Linked DNA regions of Homo sapiens: all the other regions are linked to region 4. The links are chromatin contacts, found by Hi-C or POLR2A ChIA-PET in ENCODE. All regions are on one chromosome and are shown on one strand. The core of a region is the stretch at or near the end of the contact, and the rest is flanking DNA. Distances in the headings are between cores, read along the strand shown. Region 1 holds the start of AMD1 (adenosylmethionine decarboxylase 1). Region 2 holds the start of CDC40 (cell division cycle 40). Region 3 holds the start of REV3L (REV3 like, DNA directed polymerase zeta catalytic subunit). Region 4 holds the start of HACE1 (HECT domain and ankyrin repeat containing E3 ubiquitin protein ligase 1).

The links. A loop is a pair of places that touch in the nucleus more often than their neighbours do. ChIA-PET counts read pairs that join two places held with the same protein, here RNA polymerase II (POLR2A). Pooled maps may share reads with other maps.
Region 1: a map of CD8-positive, alpha-beta T cell shows a loop between it and region 4 (14-fold over the local background). The contact joins the promoter of AMD1 here to the promoter of HACE1 in region 4. A Hi-C loop is called at or near these places in 1 of 168 maps with a recorded cell type or tissue (CD8-positive, alpha-beta T cell) and 2 of 50 pooled maps. POLR2A ChIA-PET finds 5 or more read pairs at or near these places in 1 of 52 experiments (activated T-cell).
Region 2: a loop to region 4 is called in a map of CD4-positive, alpha-beta T cell, with 6 times the contacts of the local background. The contact joins the promoter of CDC40 here to the promoter of HACE1 in region 4. A Hi-C loop is called at or near these places in 2 of 168 maps with a recorded cell type or tissue (CD4-positive, alpha-beta T cell and naive thymus-derived CD4-positive, alpha-beta T cell) and 9 of 50 pooled maps.
Region 3: a map of naive thymus-derived CD4-positive, alpha-beta T cell shows a loop between it and region 4 (20-fold over the local background). The contact joins the promoter of REV3L here to the promoter of HACE1 in region 4. A Hi-C loop is called at or near these places in 1 of 168 maps with a recorded cell type or tissue (naive thymus-derived CD4-positive, alpha-beta T cell), 1 of 37 single-sample maps with no recorded cell type and 4 of 50 pooled maps.

Annotation. Positions count from the first base shown.
Region 1 is chr6:110,873,165-110,876,305 of GRCh38, reverse strand. AMD1 (adenosylmethionine decarboxylase 1) reads right to left here and starts at 1,521. Exons shown (of 9, transcript NM_001634.6): 1 at 1,091-1,521. The coding sequence starts at 1,200. RefSeq lists enhancers at 1-383, 384-1,099 and silencers at 347-536, 567-636, 697-946.
Region 2 is chr6:110,178,894-110,182,355 of GRCh38, reverse strand. CDC40 (cell division cycle 40) reads right to left here and starts at 1,929. Exons shown (of 15, transcript NM_015891.3): 1 at 1,723-1,929. The coding sequence starts at 1,911. It overlaps WASF1 (WASP family member 1), which reads left to right and starts at 2,686. Exons shown (of 11, transcript NM_003931.3): 1 at 2,686-2,917. RefSeq lists silencers at 2,657-2,766, 3,007-3,326.
Region 3 is chr6:111,480,959-111,484,509 of GRCh38, reverse strand. It overlaps REV3L (REV3 like, DNA directed polymerase zeta catalytic subunit), which reads left to right and starts at 1,292. Exons shown (of 32, transcript NM_001372078.1): 1 at 1,292-1,760. The coding sequence starts at 1,622. It also overlaps TRAF3IP2-AS1. RefSeq lists enhancers at 146-505, 2,346-2,405 and silencers at 576-965, 1,006-1,235, 1,406-1,705, 1,766-1,835, 1,896-1,975.
Region 4 is chr6:104,858,410-104,861,728 of GRCh38, reverse strand. HACE1 (HECT domain and ankyrin repeat containing E3 ubiquitin protein ligase 1) reads left to right here and starts at 1,810. Exons shown (of 24, transcript NM_020771.4): 1 at 1,810-2,162. The coding sequence starts at 2,087. It also overlaps the pseudogene LOC100422315. RefSeq lists enhancers at 1,721-2,015, 1,630-2,129 and a silencer at 1,752-2,381.

The DNA of each region.
Region 1 (3,141 bases), core at 272-2,771, 6.0 Mb before region 4:
GCAGAGGAGCCAGGGATCCGGTGGCAGGGCCTAGGAAGGCCATTGGTGGCCACCGGTGCGACCGCCGCCAGGAACAAGGCCTAAGCATCCACGGGATCTCTGGGCTTTTATATAAGCATGGATTTCCACAGCAATACCAACTAAAACGCCTCTTCGGCGCGGTCAGCCCAAGTATCTCTCGCGTGACGGCCCGCAGTGGGAGTGGGCCCCAGATTCCTTTGCTCAAGCTTAAGGCATTAGAGGCATTATGTCCTGGGGCAGGCGGGCCTCCCTCCACCCGCACCTCTCCCGCCCCGCTCCGCCGGCTCCGTAGCAGGTTACACAACCCAAGGTCAAGAGATTGGGGAGCAGCCCCCAGCGGCCTCAGCGGCCGTGTCGAGGGCGGCCCCGGGGACTGCGCCGTCTGCCCAGCCGCCCCGAAAAGGCTCTGGCGCAGAGCATGTTAGGGGAGCGGTGGGGCCCCGCCACTGCGACATAACTGCTCCCGCCCAATCCCCGCCGCCCGAACGCCACATGCTGCCCGCGGCCGCCGCGGGTGGGAGGCCTCTTCGCCAGCCCCTCAGACAAGGCCGGGAGGGCCCCTCCTATCCGCGCCCGAGGCAAGAACAAGCGCCGCTCCCGCCCTCCATTCCCCGAAGCCGGCACGCCCGAATTAGCGCCTGACTAAGCCCGCCGAGCCACACCTGCCGGAGGCAACCCGCGCAGGCGCCCCCGACCCCCACCTGGGGCCCCTGCCGCCAACTACTACGGAGGGAAATGTCGGGAGGCGCGGGCCGCAAAACCACCCCGGGCCGCGCCGCCCGCCGCCCAGCGCGGGACGTTACCTGAGCACGCGGCCGCGCCGGCCTCCTCCCCTCCCCCAGGGCAATGCCAGGCGCGGCAACCACGGCGGGAGAAGCCGGCTCCGGCCCGCGTGGACATGGCCGCTCTCCCCCAAACCGCGCACCTTCCAAGGCCGCCGAAGCGACCCCAGGCCGCAGACTTGCCCCCAACTGAAAGCTGAGGGAACTCGGGCTCCACCCGTGGCTGGTGCCTCGGCGGCGGCGACAGCCCCCAGGCCCGGATGTCAGCGAGCGCCCCGGGGACCCACCTTGGGATAGTGCGAAGATCCCCAGATCCTTGGTTTGCGTCGGGCTGCTGCCGGGAGAACCAAACCTCCAGCAGCTTCTCGGTCCCTTCGAAAAAATGTGCAGCTTCCATCACCGTGAGACTAGCGAACAACCAACAACCACAGAAAATCAACTAAATTAAACCTCTTCTCCCGCCGCTGCCGCCGCCGCTGCGGATTGTTCCAGCTGTGTTACTAAAGTTCAGGTTCCTTTTTTTTTTTGCTATAATTTTATATTAACTTTTTTTAAAAAAAGGACTAATAAAATTTTCCCGGCTTTGTGTGAGCGAAAGTTGAACGTGAGTCTTTTGGAAATAGAGGCAGATACAGTTCAGTCTCTTGTATTCCGCTGCTTTCCCGTTAGAGAGAGTAGAGCGAGCGCTAGCTAATGTCGCCGGCCATACTGTGTAAGCGAGAGCGCTGCGTGAGCACCGCCCTTATATATCCCGGCTCCCCCCAAAAGACCAGGAAGTGACGCATCGTCCCACCTCCACGGCCTATAGCTGCTGCCGCCTGTCAATCACTCGCGGCCGAGTGGCGGCTGGCTGGCCGAGGGCCTGGCGGAGAGCGCGGGGAGCTGCCCACTGCGCTGCGGCTCGGGCTCTGGCCGGCTCCTGAGTGGGAGTTGGTGCTGTGATGTCCAGCTGGGGACTAGAAACCTCGGATCGAACGCAGAGTGGGTGGGGAGAGCGGGAACGGAATGAGGAAAGGCTGTGCAGAGCTGTTTAGAAAAAAAAAATGATTAGCAGAAAACATGGGTGGGTCCTTAGGGGTGTTGGCGGGGTTCAGCGGGGACGGTGGCCAGCGCTGGGTTGGCGTGGTGGTTTTGATCTTGTGCAGTTCACCGCGACTGCTGAGGTACTTGGCCATTCTTAAAAGTGTGTTTTCCCAAGGCGAACGCAGCCAGGCGTTAAAACTAAACATTTGTCCGTGACGCGCACGTTGCCAGGGGTCGAATTAGAAGGCGCTTTAATTCTGCTCACGCCTTGGCTGATGTGCGAATGAAAGCAGTCCTCGGCTGGTTTATACAATAGCCAGAAGCATTGTCTTCCTATTTCAGAAGAGAAAAGCAACGTGGCGCCCAGCCTTGGAGGGCCCCGGCTTTACCCACCTCCCACCGTGTGGCTCGCCATGCCTCCGAATTGGCTGAGCACAGCAGCCTCCGGGAAGCACTGGCAGCTCCGTTGCTCCATTAGCTCAACTGGTGGGAATTTATTCAGCAAAACTACTTCTAGAAACTGAATGTGTTAAATATAATCTGAACTTATTTGATCATGTTTTTCTTTGAATTTTATCAAGCTGATGTATTAATTGATGGAGGTTCTCCTTACCCCCCAAAATTTACAGTGCTATCTTCCCATGTGCTTAAGAAGGATTTACCTGGAAATTAATAAAACAGGGATTCCAGAGCTATCACTGGTGGTAACTTAAATAACTATCAGTCTAATATTTTATAAGTGTTAAGTATAAAATAGTCGTCAAGCCATGGTCAAACAGTTTAACCTCAGATGGCAAAACTGGTAACAAAGTTATTACTTTTACTTGGGAATATGGGAGGAAAAAAACCCAAGCTGACATAAAAATTGCTATTGTCACAAGACAAAAGGACTTTTCGCTATCATCCTTAGAAAAAAACTTTCCCCAAAGTGAAATAAGATGATGTCAACATGAAAAATCCACTGAAAAAGACATGGTTTGGGTTTGCACTCTAGATACCCTGTAGAATAGCTCTTGTCTTACAAGAACGTGGTTCACGTGTCTCCGTGAAACCTGTTGAAAGAAGCTATGTTGTGAGCTAGGTACATAAACTACTCTTGCTTTGTTTTGTTTGTCTGAGACGGAGTCTCGCTCTGTTGCCCAGGCTGGAGTTCAGTGGCGTGATCTCGGCTCACTGCAACCTCTGCCTCCTGGGTTCAAGCGATTCTCCTGCCTTAGCCTCCCGAGTAGCTGGGATTACAGGTGCATGCCAACACACCCGGCCAATTTTTGTATTTTAGTAGAGACGAGGTTTCACCATGTTTGCCAGGCTTGTC
Region 2 (3,462 bases), core at 680-3,179, 5.3 Mb before region 4:
GTGGGAGATTTTTATATACCTCTCAAGATCGTAAGCTAGCAAGGAGGATAGAACTGGAAATAAAAGGATAGCAAGCATTTAATTAGTGTTCATTGTGTGTGGCACTGTTAAAAGGGCTTTACATCTTTTATGACAATTATTATAATTCTGTTAGATAGGTACTACTGTTATTCCTACTTTACAGATCAGCAAAAATTAGGTACAGAGCATTTAAGTAACTTATCCAAGGTCCCCAGGTGGGTAAGTGCTGGAGGCAGGATTTGAATTACAGTCTTAATTCCAGAGCCTGTGCTAACCATTTCACGGTGTTCACCTTGAGCTAGAAGCAGCACAGCCTGAGGTTGAAGGTATGGGAGAATATGTGGAATGCAAAGAGGACTAAGAGCAGAGTCCTGGGAAACACCAGTATTGAAAAGGGAGAGTAAAATAATTGGAACAGAATGCTGAGTAGAGCCCCATGGAAGCGAAACGGAGAGAAAGTTTCAAGAAAGAGGAACTAATGAACAGTGTCATTTGATGCAGACATTTAAGTCAGATGGCTGAACTTGACAACTGGAAGGCCTGGGACATCACTCACAGACAGTAGTTTCCCAAGAGGATAGGGCCAGACTGCATTGGGTTGAGGAGAAAATGAGACGAAGACAAAAAGAGAGCTCCAAAAAGCTGAGCTGTGAAAGGAGAAGACTCAGGAGGTTACTGGAGGGGCTTAAGTTTGGAAAGTTTTGTTTTGATAGGAAGTTAGGAGGATTCTAAGCATTCTTTCATGACAGATGTCCATTTTTAAAAAGTAAAATTCACATACAGCTTGTTAAAAACCTGTAAAACACTTCTTAAGTCATTAAACTAGACTTGGGGACATGATACAAAGGAATTTTTGGACACCGCCTCCCCTCTTCACATCTTGAGCTGATCACCTACCTCGGGCTCTACTGGGCCTACACTACCAATTGGTAGATGCTCTCATCAGGCTCCAGACACATCAGCTTTTCCTCAGTTCTTCAAACCCACTAGGCTCTTTGCGTTCTCAGGCTTGCCTGTCACCTCTGCCTGGAAACTCTTGCCTTATTAATCAGCTTCCTCCATTGAGATCATGCAGCTGTTTCTCAAATCCAAGGCCTTTTTCTCACTGTATTAACACACACAATCATAAAACATTTACTGCACTCTCACTAGTTGGCTCTGTGCTATATGCTTTATTTGTGTAATTTCACTCAATTTTCACACTCATCTTTTCATGTAGACAGATGTTTTGAAAATGATCTCCACTGTACAGGTGAGGAAAGAAAGGAGGCTGCATAACTTGTCCAAGTTCACACAAGTGGTGGTGCCAGGATTAGAACCTAGTTCTTCAAAAATAAGACAAATCGAGGCCACTGCTCACACAATACTCTAGTTTGGGAAGTCCTGATCTAATTTCACTTATGTTCCGAGATTACACCTGCACTTTCCAGGCTATGTCCCTAATCCACAAATTCAAATTTCATCCCCTCCTTCCACTTGCTTTCTGATGGCGGGAGGCAAGGGCAGAGAGCATCGGAGGGCTATTCCGAACTTCCAATTCTGCCTCTCCCGAGGATGCATGTGGGAAGGAGAAGAAATTCAAACGTTAGCAACTTATCTCTGAGCACTGAGAAAGAGGTAACCCGGTACCTAACAAGCGGCTGGCAGTTCTGGAGCTGAAGCCAACAATTCCCACACTGCATTAGTAGCAAAAGTGCTTACCTTAACTGCCACCTCCGGAGCCGAGTCCACTGCCACTGCTAGAGACGGCTTTGATGAAGGCGATTTAGTCAAGTGCATGAGGGAGTCGGCGGCTGGCAGCGGACACCGACTGCTCTCACTGTCCGAGTCCGATTCGGACCCTGAACCCGAACCATAGGAAGCGGCCAGAGCTGCAATCGCAGCCGACATGACGGCAACAAATCTTCTGCGGAGACCCTGCCAGGGCGGAAGAAGAAGAGGCTCCCAGGTCCTGACAGATTGCAATGGAACACATCATTAACTTTCTTTGCTAAGAAATAATGTCTTACATTTTGAAACAATAAGCTAATTATTATTAGAATAACTACTGTCGAGCTGAGAGCTTAAAAAAGTTTATCTAGGGAAAAAGGGAGAATTATAATAGTTTATAACATTTAGGACCTAGTTGACTAAAGAATATGAGTTCCAAAATACCTTGAGGCCTCGCGGTCCTGCACTCCCAGCGTGCAGCGCGGCAGGAAGCGCGAGAGGGCACAATGGGAAGTGTAGTTTGCAACGAGGGGGCGGAACGGGGGCGTGTCCCCCTTTGACCCCGCCCCCGAATGGATGTTCCATTCAATTGGCTATCATCTTCCCTCATTCCCTAGCCAAGCAGTGTTCTCTTCGTCCCCCTCCCCCAAACTGAGGATTGGGCAATACCACAGAACCTCAGGAAAGGGGGGAAGAGCGAGCTTCGGCCCCACTAATGGGGGAGTGGGCGGAGGCTGGATTTCCCACCTCGGCTGCACCTGGGCACTGGAGGCTGAAGAGGAAAGTGAGAATCTGAAGTTTTGAGACCTCTGACTGGCCAGGAATAGCTCCTGGGGCGGGGGGCAAGGATGGGACCATAGGCGGAAAGAGTCTCGCGGTCCCCCCTGCTTCTGGCGCGGGTCCCTGCGCCCGGTTGTGGAGCGTCTCGCGCGGGGAGGGGGCGGGGGGAACGGCAGCTCGCGGTGTTGTTCACTCGCGCGTCGAGCACACGGTGGGTCCGGCGGCGGGTTGGCGCCCCAGGCGGCGTTCCCTGTGGCCTGGCGCCTGGGCCGCTGCCCTGAGCGGGTTCCGCCCCAGAGCCCGACCCTCCTGGGGGCTCTAGGCGGAGTCCCGCGAGCCGAGGGGGACCGGCGACCGCTGCCGAAGCATGAAGAAGGGGTAAGGCGTGAGCCCCCAAGATTTCACGGTGAGCGCGAGTCCCTGAGGAATTGCTTTTTTCGGGGAGGGGGTGTTGGGAGAGGAACTCTTCCTTACTGGCCGGAGCAGACCGAGTGGTGTGTGGCCCGCAAAGGTGACGGGGATGGATGGGCGCGCCTTCCCCGCCCCGGCCCCCACCCCCATCCGCGGGTTTTCCGAGCGCCCACCGCCCACCCGCCAGCGGGGCTGGGTGCCGAGGGAGACGGCGGCGGGCGCGCCTGGGGCTTGGCTGCAGGGACCGCCCCGGGGCTGCTCTCGCTGGAGAGACTGTGGGTGTCACCTGAGGTGCCACCGCCCGGGCTTCCCTGCCCACCCGCGCCCGCGGTCCGCCCCGTGCCTCTTTCCGGGGGAGGCGGTAGCCCCGGGCGACAGAGAATCCCCTGCTCGCCCTACGTGCGCGAGGCTCGGTAAAGCGAGCTCGTGCGTTTGCGTGTTTGCTCCGCGAGTCGGTGTCTGAAAACATAACGGTAAAGCGAGTGCGGGCATCCTTTTCTTCGTTGGAAGGGGAGGCGAAGCGGTGCTGTCGCTTCTGGT
Region 3 (3,551 bases), core at 43-2,542, 6.6 Mb before region 4:
CCAATATCAGTGGCCAAGTCAGAGAGGAACCCCTTGTTTCCAATTTAATAGCCAAGCCAGCTGCATGTTACTACTCTTTAAAACAAAAATTCCCTAACTGCATCGCTTCACCCCCTCTCGATTTTTGAATAAAGTTGTTTATTCAAAACGGCCCTTCCCCACGGTGGTGCTTTTATGCCTTCGGGTAGTAAAACCTTCCATAACGTGTTAGTGAAAAACACGAGGAGGCCACGTCTAACGCGGTGACTTTCACAGGCCTTTTTCTTTGGCCAAAATTTTCTCGGAAAGACTGTTAATCCTACATTCCGCTGGGGGAGGAGCGACGAGGGAGGAGGGAGGTCACCGGCAGCTGACAAGTCCTTACATGTACTTGCGCGTGCCCGGGACGCAGCCTGCGGGGCCGAGGAAACCAACGAAGGATGTATTAGGACGAGAGGGAAGGAAGGGGGCGGGAGAAAAACACGGTAGTGGGAAATCCCTGTGCACTGGATCTGCCAACCCCTCGCAAAGCTGAGAAGAGCCGTGCGTGAATAAATCTCATTAAATGGCCCGGCGCAGACACTGCAGCAGCAAAGAGGAGGGGGCACCGCGGCTCGCGCGGCACGTTCGGGAAGGGGGAACGCCAGGGCGGCCCTTTTATAGGCCGAAGCCCGCGCCCGCGCGCCCCCACCCTTCGCACCGCCCCCGGGCCACGCGCGGAGCCGCGGCGTTACCTGAGAAGGGCCGGCTGCGTCCGCACCCGGCCCCGCCCGTTCCGCCGCCCGCCCGCCCTTCCCTCCCGCGAGGCCGCAGCGGCACGAGATCTGCGCCTCGCCTCCCTCCTCACGCGGGCGGATTTTCTTACCTTGTGAAAAACCGTCTCAGCGGCTGCCCCCGCCTCCTCTGCTGGATGTGAAATGGCGGTCGGCGAGGCAAGTGTGAGCATCGCAGCTCCTGCCAATCCTGCATAGCCGCCAAAACGGCCCCGAACACTGGCGCCCCCCTCCCGCAAGCCCCTCGGAGCCCATCCATGAGATCGGTGCTCCGCCGCCCCTTCCGCTGCCCCTCACCCAGGTGACCGTGCCCGCCAGCCGAGTCATCGATCCCGCGCGGGCGCTGCCGGCCGCCGGCCGCCTCCCTCGCCGCGTGCCCGGGGAGGGGGAGAAAGCCCCTTCTCGGCCCCCGCCCTCCGTGTCCCGCCCGGGCGCCCGCCCTCTCGCTCCTTTTCCCGCCGAGCCCCCTCCCCCGCACTACTCGCAGCCTCCCTTCGCCACACACACCCCCCTCTCCCCTCCCCCCAGTGGTTGCGTCCGTGACATCATCATCATGGCAACAAGAGCTGCAGCCTGGGACCGAGGAGCCCGTGTGATTCCCGGCGGTGGCGGCAGTGGCGGCAGCACCAGCACCGACGAAAGCTCGAGGGCTTCTCTCCTGCGGCCCCTTGCCGGGTGCTCCTGAGGAGGCGGCGGCAGCAGCGCCTACACCGCCCCGCCCGCCGCTCCTCGAGGTGCCTCTGTGTGAGGGGAGGGGGCCGTGCCGAGAAGGGGAGGGGGCGCCGCCGCCGCTGCGGAGGGAGCCGCCGCCGCTGCTGCTGCCGCTGCCGGGTCGCCAGTGAAGGGAGGCAGTGGCGGCGGCGGCGAACATGTTTTCAGTAAGGATAGTGACTGCAGACTACTACATGGCCAGCCCGCTGCAGGGGCTGGATACCTGCCAATCCCCCCTCACCCAGGCCCCTGTCAAGAAGGTGCCGGTGGTGCGAGTCTTCGGAGCGACCCCGGCAGGTAAGCGGGCGCCGGGCGCGGGGCGGGAGCGGGAGTCGGCGGGGCGCCGGGGCCGCCCTCCCCGCCGCGCACACGCGCACACGCCACCGGCGCCGGCCGTCTCCGTGGATCGCTGCCGCGTCTTCCCTCCCCTCCGCCCTCCTCGCCTTTTCTCTCGTGCGTGACAAGAGCCGCAAAAATGTGGGTCCGCGCGAGCGCTGCGCGGCGCCCCCACCCCCGGGCAGGGAGGTGGCGAGCGCCGCGTGTTTAGACTGCGTGTGGCGGCCGGGAGCGGGAGCCGCACTCCAGGGCGCGGGCCGGGAGAGCGAAAGCCGCGGGCGCCCCGGACGGCGGGCCAGGTGGCCGCGCCATGTCCATCGGTGGACGGGTTCGTAGGGCCTGCTCTGAGGTCGGTCGCTAGTGGGACATCCCTTGTGTCCCCCAAGTGCCGCTTTCTGGAAACGGGGAAGTGTCAGCCTTGTTGTCAGTCGCTCCCCATGGTCTCTTCTCACCCTCGCTCTCCTCTGCCAGTTCCGGAGATGCAGTGGGCCGGAGAGAGTGGCGCTTGGGGCCAGATAATCTTTCTCACTGGGGTGACCGTGTGGCTCTGCTGTGAGTGCAGGTCGTGACTCCTTAGAGTTTAGTGCCTGAGCGTCGGGGGACAGGGCAGCATCCTTAGGTGCAGTGCTTTCAGGAAATGTGCATCCATGGAAGTAGGAAATGCGTGTTTATGTTGCCCAACCTAAAACATCACACTTAATGGGGTGAATTTATTAGGAACCACAGCCAGACTCAGCAGCACAGACATTTTGAAATGCTCCTAGGCTGGGCTGTAGGATTGCGTTTTAAGTACAGGTATATATTTTTTAAACACAACTATGTTGAAGAAGGGATGGGAAGGGGAGACAGCCGTGACAGAAGGTACGTTCTCAAAAACTCCTGGGGCTTATGATAATATAAAAAAGATAGAGGCCCAGTTTACTAGGTGTTTTAAAATGGTTTTGCTTTTTTGCATGCTTTGAACTGCTTCCATGAAATAATGGAGTTCTAGGAAATAATGCATCTTAGGAAAGGTTGTTCTTCCCTCTAGCTATGAATTGCCCTATGGGATTTTAGATAGCATTTCCCACTTGATGCTCCTTGCCCTCATCACCATTCATCTTATTACTACAGTCAGTTTCTGTGGACTACCAAGATAATAGCGCTTTCCCAAACACAAGCACTCATTTTAAAGCAGTTATCTTTTAATGTGAATTCTCTTTGTTAAAATGTCAATGTTGTGAGATTTGGTAGCATATTCCTATTTAAACTAGTGAATATGATTTTGATATGAACCTTGAAAGATGGGGAATTTGAGTGCTTTTAACGTGTTGAAAGTGTAACACTTGAAACTTTGGAGGCTGGGAAATCGAGGCGATGAAGTGTTCTATAAGATAGGTTTTCTGCCCTTTTAAATATAGTGGTGCTGTCTTTGTTTCCAATTGGAATTTCAGTGTAATGCACTGTTCTCACTTCAGATGCAGAGGAAGGATAAAATAGTGAAGTTGATATGGCCCTGTTCAGCCAAATTTCCGAATCATAAAGTGACATGCTAATAGGATATACTGTGGCATTTCTGTGTATTACAGCTTGTATGGTTTGAGTTACTTTTCCACACATAATTTTTTCTCCTCCACACAAGTCATTAAATATGTTTTCCTGAGAGATAGTCAAGCTTTGTTGTATAGGAAAGTTTCGTTTGTGGAAATAAATGAGTTTCACTGTAAGCTAATGTAATTCTATTACGTGAGGAAATGTTCCTTAAAAAATAAA
Region 4 (3,319 bases), core at 561-3,060:
TGAACAGTGACCAGCATGAGATGCAATGCCCACCATGGAGGCTGCTGGGGGCTCCTACCCCTGCCCACAAACTCCAGGCTTGGTCCTCACAGGACGTTGGAGGTAATTTATATGGAGCAACAGCCTAGAGAGCAATGGTGATAACAGCAGCTGAGAGAAGCTGAGGGGCCAACTTCTGTACAGCAGTGGGAATCCTGACTTTTTGAATAGCATAAGAGGCCAAGCAAGACTGGAACATTTTTAGTTGAAGCCAGGTTGCAAATGGTTGAGCCTGGGCTAGACTGGTCCATAACGTCTGGTATTTCTTTCTTCCTTTCCTTTTTTTTTGAGACAGGGTCTCGCTCTGTCACCCAGGCTGGAGTGCAATGGCAGGATCTCAGCTCACTGCAGCCTCTGTCTCTCGGGTTCAAGCGATTCTCCTGCCTAAGCCTCCCGAGTAGCTGGGATTTCAGAGGCACACCACCACGCCCGGCTAATTTTTGTATATACATATTTTTAGTAGAGACAGGGTTTTACCATGTTGGCCAGGCTGGTCTCAAACTCCTGACCTCAAGTGATCCGCCTGCCTTGGCCTCACAAAGTGCTGGGATTACAGGCATGAGCCACTGCGCCCAGCCTCTGGTATTCTTTTGAAACTTTGACCTCTACCACCTTGTTGCCAGACTGGTTTAGGTATCATCTGATTAGGTGAAGATTACAGAGGTCTTCCCCGTGCCTGTGGCACCACTGGCACAAATGGTCACTAGCTGGAACTGATTTAGGACGGCACTGGCAGGGAAAACACATGCCAACCACCATCTGCCCCTTCATATCCTGAATGGGCAGGTGAGACTCTCTTTCACTTGGCCAGCCAACATACATCATCAACGTACATGTGCCCATTCATTTCAGGAACAGCTTTGTCTCTTTGAGGAAGAGAAGCTGAAAAAGACAAGCCTTTTGTTTCTCCCTCACTCCAGCATCATCTTGGCACTGGTAATATATCCAAGATATATTGGTGTTAGCCAGGCTCACATTTACCCCTTTGATTGGGTTAATTTTTTGAAGTTCCAACTTCTGTTGTTTCAAGTGTTCAACTTCTGTGCAGAGCTTATGAATATGATTTTTCGCCACTGAGTTCATTTCTTCCACAATGTAGGTATCCAAATTTTTTGTAACTTACAAAGTCAAATCCTTTGGATTTCCCACTAGGCTGTGTCATCACATAGACACTTTAGCATTGTACCAAATAAATGAAAAAATTTTTTCAGGTTGTCATCATTCATATCTTCCCCAGAGCTTTAACTTTGTGCTAGGTGCCTTGTTAAGTACAGGGATACAACACAGTTCAAGATTAAATGTCCCTGCCCTCATAAAGCCGCCCGGCAGGAAAAACAACTAATTAAGCTATTGTCAAGTTATTTACAATGAAGACAAAAGCACAATATGCTTTTGGATTTGTTTGATTTTATTACTCTTTAAGTTTGACATATGAAAATACCATACTTAAAACAGTTCATGTAGGGTACCTGAAACAAAGGCACTAATACAGTACTAGAAAGGTGGTGACGGATTTAAGAACAATTGTGCCAATTTCTAATCTGTTTTATAGTAAAGTTATAGAATTGGAGGAAACTGCTCCTGTACAACTTTGGAGGAGGGTAGGAGGAGCAGGGCGTGAGAATGCCTTTCCAGAAGCTTAGGAGTACGCCCAGTCGCTGCGTGGCTTCCCGCATACTCAGCCCTGCGCCCGCGTTGGCGTGGCCTGGGCGCCCCCAACGTGACTCCGCCCAGGGCGCTCCGTTCTGCCAGCTGGAAACTACAGTTCCCAGAAGGCCACGCGAGCCCGGGAGGGACGCGGCGGCGGGGGCTGCAGGAAAGGCGCGAGCAGAGGCGGCGGCGGGTGTACTGTAGGTGGTCGGTCCGGCAGCAGCCCGGCCCCCGGACGCAGGACGTGGCCCCAGGCAGCCCTCGCAGCTCAGTGCTCTAGCCGGGGCAAGCCCGCGTCTCCGCCTGCTGGACGGGCCCAGGCGAGATGTAGGGCTCTGGGCGCGGAGGCCGCCGGTGGGGCGGCTGATCGCGGAGGATCGCGGAGGGCGCGCCGAGGATGGAGAGAGCGATGGAGCAACTCAACCGCCTGACGCGCTCGCTGCGCCGCGCGCGCACCGTGGAGTTGCCCGAGGGTGAGCCGGGTCGCGGGGCCAGGCTGGCCGCGGGGCTGGGGGCGGCCAGTGGGGCAGGAGCTCCGGCCGCGTCAAGGTCGGGTGGAAAAACTAACTGAAAGCTGAGAAAACGCCCACTTTTACTTTCCAGAGCTGAGAGGCGGCCCCGGGCCCCGAACTCCCCTGGCCCGACGCTCCCACCCCGGCAGGTGGGAGTTTTCGGGAGGAAACTGGGTTGGTGGGGGTTCCGCTGCTGGGAGGAGCGAGACAAAGGTCTCGCAACGTCTGTCGATTAGGGGTCTTGGCAAAGGGGCAGGAATACCAGCCGGAGGCCCGAGACCCGGAGTCAGAAAACATCATAATTGCGGGTCATTTAACAGTAGCTGGGGATAGAGATGATCCAAAGATACTGTTTACTTTAAGCTGCATCGGGGGGCCAGGCGGGCTTTTATTTTTGTTATTTTTTAAAATGTGGGGCACTGCCTTGTTTTGATAACAGGCAAACAAAGGGTTGTCAAACATCAAACAGGTACTCTTAAAGTACTGTATGGGTAAACACAATATATTTTTCTTTAATATGCATGCCTGCCTTCATTCTTCATTTATTCATCAGACTAGTATTGAGTGGGCTAGCTGGTAACTAGGACGCATCTGCAAAGAGGAATAAGGCATGGTCCCTGAGGATCAGGACTTTTAGTTCAGCGTGCCAGGGTTCCCTCAGGACAGGTAAAACTCTGCTAATAACAAGGAGAGAAAATAAGCAGTTTTGTTTGCAGCGTCAGGAATTCAGACATTTTAGTGGTGATGGGAGACAGCAGTGCTGCTTCTAAGAAGCTTTTGGCTCTTTATGCCCAAGTGAGAGAAGGGTTGGGAGGAGGTTGTAGCTGGTGAATAGCTTTTTTCTTAATTGTAGTAGTTTATCTTACTTTTTCAAAACTCTCTTTGAATTGCTGCTGGGTGGTTTGTAGGATAGGGAAGGAGACCTTGGCAGACGGTCATGAAAGAAATGTGGGATTGGGTACTTTGGCGATAATTTTCTTTCCTTTCTTTTATAGAGATGAGGTCTCACTATGTTCCCCAGGCTGGTCTTGAACTCCTGGGCTCAAGTGATCCGCACCCTGCTCCCCCCAAAGTGTTGGGATTACAGATGTGAGCCACCGCGCCTGGCCTGGGGATAA